Linked DNA regions of Homo sapiens: region 1 is linked to region 2. A link is an interaction called in ENCODE POLR2A ChIA-PET data of the cell type or tissue named here. Cell type or tissue: MCF 10A. All regions are shown on one strand. Region 1 overlaps PADI1 (peptidyl arginine deiminase 1). Region 2 has its middle 10 kb from the start of PADI4.

Evidence for each region. Peaks named below come from ENCODE experiments on the same cell type or tissue, not always from the same donor. Only the 100,000 strongest peaks of a DNase experiment are listed, where the experiment ranks them.
Region 1: POLR2A ChIA-PET joins it to region 2 with 5 read pairs; 2 of 35 experiments call an interaction of 5 or more read pairs at or near these places.

Annotation. Positions count from the first base shown.
Region 1 is chr1:17,224,382-17,229,381 of GRCh38, forward strand. It overlaps PADI1 (peptidyl arginine deiminase 1), which reads left to right. Exons shown (of 16, transcript NM_013358.3): 4 at 1-47; 5 at 1,430-1,547; 6 at 1,652-1,777; 7 at 4,244-4,416; 8 at 4,567-4,670. Among named protein-coding and RNA genes, the nearest start is that of PADI1, 22 kb to the left of the region's middle. In MCF 10A, no CTCF peak of the experiment used is centred here; a DNase peak (open chromatin) is centred at 2,214.
Region 2 is chr1:17,295,388-17,300,387 of GRCh38, forward strand. No RefSeq gene overlaps it. Among named protein-coding and RNA genes, the nearest start is that of PADI4, 10 kb to the right of the region's middle. RefSeq lists a silencer at 69-238. In MCF 10A, no CTCF peak of the experiment used is centred here; a DNase peak (open chromatin) is centred at 2,804.

The sequences.
Region 1 (5,000 bases), 71 kb before region 2:
TTGACACAGGCCGCACAGGCAAGGTGAAGAGGAGCCAAGGGGACAAGGTGAGACCCTTCCGGGCACCCCAAGGCTGCGGGGTTGAAAGGCAAACTTGGGGTGGTCCCGGGTGGATTGTGCCCTCCCTCCAGAAGAATGATGGATCCCCAGGGTCTGTAGTATCCAACCATGTAGGGAACCCATCTGGGACAGCAAAATTGGCATGAGTGGACATTAACCTACACCCTGTAACCGACATGCTGTGTGACTGCTGGAAAACAGCTTACCCTCTCTGGGTCTCTCTTGTGCCACTTTGAAATTGGGATTGGTTCTTTTGTTGCTGCCTTTTTTATTTTGAGGGCTATATTTGGACCCCTACACATGTGGGAGTGCTTCCTAAAAGATTGTTGAGTGACAGAAGGCAAGGAGAAGACAAGCCTTGGGGTAGAGGAGGCTATGGTGGTCAGCCCCAGGTAACACCTGAAGAGTAAGGAGGAGGACAGAGTGGGCTCAAGGCGTCACCCCACAGGAACTATCTGGAAGCTGTCCTGGGAGGGGTAGAAGGTACAATTTAAAGGGAAAGACTCCAGAGAGGCAGCCTGGATCACAAAGCTTTGAGGACAAGGTGGGCAGGGCTGCCATGGATGGCTGCGTGGGTTGTTCACTGCACAAGACTGCTTGGGCATGGTGGCAACTATGATACAAATCATGTCTAGGGCCCTGCTGCAGAGTGGCATCTACCCAGAGGGTGGGCAAGAGTGCCATAAAGGCTAACAGTGGCCCTGTGCAATCCCAAGAACCTGGGTTTAAAGGCCAGCTATGCGGCTTGGGACTCACCTCTCAGAACCTCCCCGCACCCTTCTGTGAAATGGGGAAAGTAAGCCCTGCCTTGTGGGTCTGGTGGGGAGGTGTGTTGGGGACAGCAGCAACCACAGAGGCAGGGAGAGCTCCAGCCATGTTTCCCGACTTGGCTCAGACCTCAGCTTGCAGAGCCTGCAGGACTGCATGCGGATGCCAGAGATATCTATGGGACAGGTTCCAGGAGAGTGCTGGGATGGGAAGGGTCTCCCAAAGATTCTCCAGATCCCGACCCTCATCAAGGTCATGGCAGGCAGCCTCTGCCCACCCCCGCCCCACAGGCAGAGCTAAAGCTTAGCCAGCTTTTGAGGGCCATTTCTTGGTGTGGTAATGACACCTTTGCTTCTCCAGTGTGATGGCTGGGTAGAGCCATTGTGTATGGTTGTGCAGGTTGCTCACTGCACAAGGATGAGGTGGGTCTAGAGCCTTATCTGGAACTCCATTCCCCAAATAATCCTTTTTAAAATCTTTAAGCAAACTAAAAATATGAAAATCTATAATCTAATAAAGCAGCCCGCCCTGGCCATGTCTAGAACCCCTTCCTGGAGCCTCCTGGGTCCCACTGATCCCAAGGCATCTTATTTTGCCACAGAAAACCTGGCGCTGGGGCCCTGAGGGCTATGGGGCTATCTTGCTGGTGAACTGTGACCGGGACAATCACAGGTCCGCAGAGCCTGACCTCACCCACAGCTGGCTGATGTCGCTGGCTGGTGAGTGACACAAGGTGTTGTCTGGGGAGTGGGGAAGGGGGATGGAAGTGGATCCTGTTGGTGGGGTGGAGAAAGGGCGATCTCAAGAGGGCCACTCTCTCCAGACCTGCAGGACATGTCCCCAATGCTGCTGAGCTGCAATGGCCCCGACAAGCTCTTCGACAGCCACAAGCTTGTCTTGAACGTGCCCTTTTCTGATTCCAAAAGAGTGAGGGTCTTCTGTGCCAGGGGTGAGTGGCCTGATGGGGCCTTTTCCTCCCAGCTCCATCCATATCTATCCTCTCCTCCCCCATCTCTCTCTCTTTTTTTCCATCACCTTTTTGTAACTCTCATTACAGCTTACAAACAACCACTCCATCAGTACCAAATATAGTCCTCAAGGAGGAGGTTCAACAACAACGAGTTCCATTTTATGGAGAGGAAAACCGAGGCTCAGATGCAGGAATTCACTATGGCACAACCATCTGGGGTGGAGCAGGCATTCCAACCCAGGTGTCTTGGGTGCACCAAAGCTCCTCCTTTTACCATTGCCCCACACCCGTTCCCTCCTCTGGTCAATCAGCGTGGACTGAACTGCATGCCAAGCACTGTCCAGGCAGGGAGGGCGTGAGAACCAGTGAGGCTGAGGCCCGGGCCCTGCCTCTGGCCCCAGAACCTGTCTTTCTCATCAGAGTTTTTATTAATCAGCCTGTGGCTTAAAAAAATATGGCCAAGGCTGGGCGCAATGACTCACATCTGTAATCCCAGTACTTTGGGAGGCGGATCACCTGAGGTCAGGAGTTTGAGAGCAGCCTGGCCAACACAGTGAAACCCTGTCTCTATTAAAAATACAAAAATTAGGCCGGGCACGGTGGCTCACACCTGTAATCCTAGCACTTTGAGAGGCCGAGGAGGGTGGATCACAAGGTCAGGAGATCGAGAACATCCTGGCTAACATGGAGAAAACCCGTTTCCACTAAAAAATACAAAAAAATTAGCCAGGTGTGGCGGCAGGTGCCTGTAGTCCCAGCTGCTCCGGAGGTTAAGGCAAGAGGTGGAGCTTGCAGTGAGCTGAGATCACGCCACTGCACTCCAGCCTGGGCGACAGAGTGAGACTCTGTCTAAAAAAAAAAAAAAAAATTAGCTGGGTGTGGAGACTCATGCCTGTAGTCCCAGCTACTCGGGAGGTTGAGGCAGGAGAATCACTCAAACCCAGGAGGCAGAGGTTGCAGTGAACCAAGATCATGCCACTGCACTCCAGCCTGGGTGAGTGAACCAAGATCATGCCACTGCACTCCAGCCTGGGTGACAGTGCAAGACTTCATCTCAAAAAAAAAAAAAAAGAAAAAGAAAAAATTGGCCGGGCCCAGTGGCTCATGCCTATAATTCCAGCACTTTGGGAGGCCAAGGCGGGAGGATCACTTGAGCCCAGGAGTTTGAGACCAGCCTGGGCAACATGGCAAAACCTTGTCTCTACAAAACATACAAAAAAATTAGCCTGTAGTCCCAGCTACTCTGAAGGCTGAAGTGGGAGGATCACTTGAGCCCAGGAAGTCAAGGCTGCAGGGAGCCGTGTTCATGCCACTGCACTCCAGCCTGGGAGACAGAGTGAGACCCTGTCTCAAATAAATAAATAAATAAATAAATAAATAAATAAATAAATAAATAAATAAATTACCACTCCTTAACCCCGGACTGCTCTTACTTGTTTTTACAAACAGCAACAGGCTTCTACCCCTTCCCGATTCCCCTTCACCCTTCGCTGTTCAAACTGACCCAGAGCTTGTTGTTCCAGCTAAATGAGCCTGGCAGGAGCCAGAATGTTCCCTCCCATGCACCAGTGGTGGATGTTTAGGCAGAGGACTCAGCTTAAAAGTACTTAGTGTGACACCAGGGCGTAAGCAAAGTCTCGACAAGTGAATGGATAGCCTCTCTTGCCGTGTGCAGCCACCAATGTGCTCTCTGTATCTCTGAAATTCCCTATCTGGATATTTCATATAAATGGAACCATACAATAGGCTTCTTTTAGTTAGCATAATGTCTTCAAGGTTCATCCATGGTGTAGCATGAATCAGTGCTTCATTACTTTTCTTATGTTTTAGAGACAGGGTCTCACTCTGTTGTCCAGGCTGGCGTGCAGTGATGCTATCACGGCTCACTGCAGCCTTGAACTCCCGGGCTCAAGCGATACTCCCACCTCAGCCTCCCGAGTAGCTGGGACTACAGACATGTGCCACCACGCCTGGCTATTTTAAAAAATTTTTTGTAGAGATGGGGTCTCCCTATGTTACCCAGGCTGGTCTCAAGTGATCCTCCCGCCTTGGCCTCCCAAAGTGCTGGGATTATAGACATGAGCCACCATACCTGTCTGGTCATTACTTTTTACGAATTAATAATATTCCATCTTATGAATATATTACATTTTGCATATCTATTTATCCATGGGTAATTTTCACCTTTTGTGCCAGGTGCTTCTATCTCTTTATTTAGTTTAAAGTTTATATTGGCCTCATGAGAAAATGTTAGCCATTTTACAGATAAGAAACTGAGGCTTAGAGAGGTTGAGTCATTGAGCTAAGGCCATGCAGCTTGCACGTGGCAGAGCCAGAGAGGAACCCAAGCTGCTCTAACCACAAAGGGGGCTCTGTCCTGGATTCCTGGGCTTGCAGCCCCTCACCCCTGTCTCCTCGCTAGCCCCTGACTCTTGTTCTTCCTAGGTGGGAATTCTCTCTCGGACTACAAACAGGTGCTGGGGCCCCAGTGTCTGTCCTATGAAGTTGAGCGACAGCCAGGGGAGCAGGAGATCAAGTTCTATGTGGAGGGGCTGACCTTCCCCGATGCCGATTTCCTAGGGCTGGTTTCCCTCAGTGTCAGCCTGGTGGACCCGGGGGTGTGTACAGCACTGGGGGGTGGCCAAGGAGGCTGAGGGGTTTGGGGGCCCAGTTTGCAGGCTCCAGGGCTGGGCAGGCTGGGGGCTGGGGGGGCTTGAGGCAGGCTAGGGGTCCCTGCAGGGCCCACCAAGTCCTCATTTTCCCCTCAGACCCTGCCCGAGGTGACCCTCTTCACAGACACTGTGGGCTTCCGCATGGCCCCCTGGATCATGACGCCCAACACTCAGCCTCCTGAGGAGCTGTATGTGTGCAGGTGAGGCTCCCTCCCTCCAGCCCTCCCCCAAGTCTGGAGTGCAGAGGTAGGGACAGAAGCTGCCTCAGGGCTGCGCCCCTCACTCACACCGACGGATTCATTGCGGGCACCCATTCAGGCAGAGCTGGTGGCAGGACAGCAGCAGGTGGGCTGGGGCCCCACCCTGCCCAACCCTGACCCACCCTGCCCTGTGCAGCTAAGGCCTCTCCCAGGTCACTGGCTCAAGCTCTGGCTTTCCTGCCCATCCTGTCCTGTGGCTGCAGCCCCAGAACATCTCAGATTTAGTCTGGGCAGTGGAGCCAGGCCCTGCACAGGCTGCTGGTGGCCATC
Region 2 (5,000 bases):
CACTGACAGGACAAAGAGGAGGTCTGGCCTCCAGTGGGCAGATTGCAGAGGACTGAGCAACCCACGGTGGGGGCGCTGCGGGTGGGTTGGCAGGGGGCCAGCTGCTGGAAGCTTGGGGAAGAGCAGGTTGTTGCACAGTGGGGACCACACCAGGATGCCATCACTGAGCCGCCTCTCTCTGGAAAAGTCCCTGGGCACATGTGGGTGGGTGGCAGCTGTGTCAATGAAGTCTTGCCCATTTCCCAGGGAGCACAGGTGCATGGGCATGGGGGAAAGAGGAAGGACCAGTCACCAGAGGAAGATTCAAGCCAAGAATCTTAAACTTGGGTCCCCAGGTGGGGTCCAGGGGTCCATAAATCCATCCAACTGTACACAGAAAATTCCATGTGCATGTTTCAGGCGATTGTGTTCCCAGCTGTCTTCTGCTTCTTGAAGGAGTGTTAAGCCTCCCCTAGCCTGTAGAAGATGCCATGTGTGCCCACCCACTCCTCCTACAATCCCTCCTTCAGCTCAAAGAGACCCGGCCTCCAAGTGCCGGCACCTGTACTGTTTGCCTGAGGCCTTCTCTGACCACCAGAGCCTGCTGACCAAATGGCCAGGGAACTAATACCACCCAGAGCAGCCCTCAGCAAATGACAAAAGGAAGTGGGAGTATAAATGCCCCAGTTCCCTTGCTCCTTGGGCTAACTCTGAGGCATGGGCTTCACACTACTTTCTAGCACTCCTCAGGGGGGTGATCTTCAGTTACTCACAGGTGGTAACTAGGTCATTCACAGACCCTTTACTCGCTTCTTTCCTTCCCTGACTCACTTTCCCACTGTCTACCAGTGTATCCTGCACCTCCCAAATAAACCTCTTGCACACAAATCCTTGTCTCAGAGTTGCCTTCTGGGGTTGCCCAAACTAAGAAATTCCCAGAAGATGAAGAACGCTAACCGAAGTCAGAAGAGGAAGTCCCTGCCTTCGTTCTGCATCCACTTGCCTGTAGCTTTAGGAAAGTTACAGCTTCTACCCGAGCCTCATTTTCCCCACATGCAAGAAAAGAAAAGCTAAGGGCATCTTGATTGCTTCCTTTAAATGTTCAAAAGACTAAATGACCCCATAGGATTAGGAACCCTGCCTTAAACTATGTGTTTGGTGCTGGTTAATTTTTTTGTGTCAACTTGGCCAGGCCACCAGTTCCCAGATATTTGGTCAAACACCCGTCTGGATGTTGCTGTGAAGGTGTGTTTTAGTTGAGATTTACATTTAAATCAATAGACTTCTAGTAAAGCAGATGACTTCCGTATTGTGGTGGGCCTCATCCAACTGGCTGAAAGCCTCCAGAGAAAAAAGACTGACACCCCCGCAAGGAAGAGGGAGTTGGAGTTCTACGCCTGTTGTCTTGAGCTGCAGTATCAGCTCTTCCCTGGTCTCCAGCCTGCTGGCCTACTTAACAGATTTTGGATTTGCCAGCCTCCACAATCATGTGAGCTGAGCCAATTCCTTGAATTCTGTCTCTCCCTCACTCCATATATATGAACATATATAGATGTAGATATCTATCTATCTATCTATCTATCTATCTATCTATCTATCTATACATCTATATGTTCTATTGGTTCTGTTTCTGTGTGTCCCTGATGCCTAGGACAGAGGGGTGCTCAGCAGAGGGGTGCTCAGCAGGTGTCTGTTGAATGAATCTAAATCAGAAGATCAGAGGGTCTGGGATCTTTTATCTCCCCCTGTATTTGGCCAGCAAAACCTTGTGGTTAACGCTTTGCAATCAGCTAAATCTGGGTTCAAGTCCTGATTTATTTTACTAACAGTTGTGTGATCTTGGTTGAGTCATTCCACTTCTCTGAGCCTATTTCCTTGCCTACAAAATGGGGTCAATAATGCCTTCCTCATGGGGTTGAGATAAGAATTATGTGAGGCCAGGTGCGGTGGCTCATGCCTGTAATCCCAGCACTCTGGGAGGCCAAGGCGGGCGGATCACCTGAGGTCAGGAGTTCGAGACCAGCTGGCCAACATGATGAAACCCCATCTTTACTAAAAATACAAAAGTTAGCCAGGTGTGGTGGCACGTGCCTGTAATCCTAGCTACCCAGGAGGCTGAGGCAGAAGAATCGCTGGAACCCAGGAGGCGGAGGCTGCAGTGAGCCGAGATCGTGCCACTGCACTCCAGCTTGGGTGACAGAGCGAGACTCCGTCTCTTAAAAAAGAAAAAGTAATTACGTGAGGTGGTACATGTCAGCAGCTCAGCCTGGAGCCTGCAGAGGGCTCAGCACACCATAGTCAATGTCACTGGCTGGGAACACGAACATCAGGACCTACCATTCTCTGCACGAAGGTACCTGAGGAAATATTATTTGGGGGCAGCATATTTGAAATCAGAACATTCCAGAAAAATTGAGGCCTGAATTTCTTGAGACCTGGAAAGAGGCCCTGACACATGAGCGTTGAAGAAATTGAATGGAGGTGGGGTGCACAAATAGTATGTTACAGCCATTTGAGGCCCTGATTAGTGAAAAATAGGATGAGAGCACTGAAGTAAGAGGAGATATAGCATCCCCATGCCTAACTCTTCTCCATCATGGCTTCTGGGCCCCGGAGTATAGGGCCAAAAGACACGTTCATTCTAAACCCACAGGCAGCTGAAGACGCCTGGGCAACCCTGCTTAGCAAGAAGGAAAGCTTGGGGAAGTCCAAGGCACCTGGGAAGAGAAGAACCAACCACCAACCGAACAGGCAGCTCTGCCAACACCCTTGGGACAGCATGATCCAGCCCCGCCTCATGACTTCTGCTGGGTGTGAATCACGGAACAAATAAATTTTGGAAAAGAGAATCACTCAAGCCTGACAGAGGAGAATGTGAGGTGTCAGAGTTATTTTAAACCAACCTGAGGTACAAGTTTTATGGCAGTGTTACATGAACATAGCTCCAGGTTCAACCTTCAATTTGCGGTTGGAAGGACGCAATCACAGTCCTAACCAGAAAAAGTAAAGTGATGAATCTGTGAGGTTGCAAACTGCCTGCAGTTTGCAAAGCTCCAGTTTCCCGGCTTTGGCACTAACCGTCTCCCACTTCTAGCCCCTCACCTCTACCCCAGCCCTGCCAACATCTCTCCTGACCAATATTGCTCTAACATAATAACAAGAACAATTACAACATCAACAACTTGATGACAAATACCGGGAACATTTGTTAATCTCATTAGGCACTAAATGAACATAAAATGCCACCATCAAAATAGCAGAAACAGAAACAAAAAAGAAAGTTTCTGGACAGGCCAGGGTGAAGTGAACAGCCTCGTGTGTTAAATACAGAGGTGGGTTTTGATATCATCCTTTGGAAAACAGTTTCAAATATCAGGAGTTCAATCTCTAGGAAAATAAACAAAGAAGTAACTCTAATCAGACACAAATCTTTATTAGGGATTCATAATAGCAAAAAATCAGAATCAAGCTGGTCAAAATGTTAGAAACCTATGGGAATGAGTAGGATGCTCATATATTGCTCCATTTGATGCAATATATGAAACCTCTGAGGTCTTTATGGTAATGCGACAGATACCTTTCATGTTAAGTGAAAAAATATGGCTACAGAAGAAAATGATCCATGAAATGACAAAGAGCTAAACAAGAAAGTAGAAGTGGTCTAAGTGATGGTGGTTGTAGTAATCATTACCTATGGAACAATTTCCATAGGTAATTAGGAATGATTTGCTTAAATTAGGCATGATTTGCTTTGACTGCATCTTTTAAGTTTTTAAAGTATGGAAAAAGAGGGAAGATCAGGTGTGGTGGCTCATGCCTGTAATCCCAGCACTTTGGGAGGCCCAAGCAAGCAGATCACTTGAGGTTAGGATTTCGAGACCATCCTGGCCAACATAGTGAAACCCCATCTCTACTAAAAATACAAAAATTAGACAGGTGTGGAGGTGGAGGTTGCAGTGAGCCGAGATCTCACCATTGCACTCCAGCCAGGGCGACAGTGTGAGACCCCATCTCAAAAAACAACAACAACAACAAAAACAAACAAACAAACAAAAAACAGTAGCCAAGACATGGAAATAACCTAAGTGTCCATCAACAGATGATTGGATAAAGAAAATGTGATACACACACACACGACACACACACACACAGAGGAATATTATTCAACCTTTGAAAACAGGAGAAAACCCTGCCATTTGAGACAACATGGATGAACCTGGAAGGACATTATCCAGGTGAAATAAACTAGGCACATAAAAACAAATGCTGCATATTCTCACTTATAACTGGCATCTTTAAAAAGTTGAACTCACAGCAACAGAGACAAGAATGGTGGTTACCGGGGATGGGGGTAGGAGAAGATGGGAGATGTTGGTCAAAAGGTAAAACTGTCCATTGCAAGATGAATAAATTCTGGAAAGCTAATGTACAGCATGGTGACTATGGTTAATAATAATATATCTTATACTTGAAATTTGTTAAGAGATTAGATCTCAGGTGTTCACATACACACACACTCACACACATAACTGTGTGAGGTGATGGATATGTCAGCTCGATTGTAATAACTGTGTGTGTATAACAAAACATACACTTTTTTTTATTTATTCATTTTTTCTGAGGTGGAGTCTCACTCTGTCTCCCAGGCTGGAGTGCAGTGGTGTGATCTCTGCTCACTGCAACCTCTGCTTCCCAGGTTCCAGCAATTCTCCTGCCTCAGCCTCCTGAGTAGCTGGGATTACAAGTGCGTGCCACCACACTGGGCTAATTTTTGTATTTTTAGTAGAGATGGGGTTTCACTATGTTGGCTAGGCTGGTCTCAAACTCCTGATCTCAGTTGATCCACCCACTTCAGCCTCCCAAAGTGCTGAGACTACAGGTATGAGCCACCTTGTACGGCCTCATACTCTTTAAATGTATATAATTTTTATTTGTCAATGATACCTCAAGAAAGCTGGAAAAAATAAATCAGTATTGCTACTATTAATAATAGTTTTGAAACAGTAATTGGAAAAAGTTAA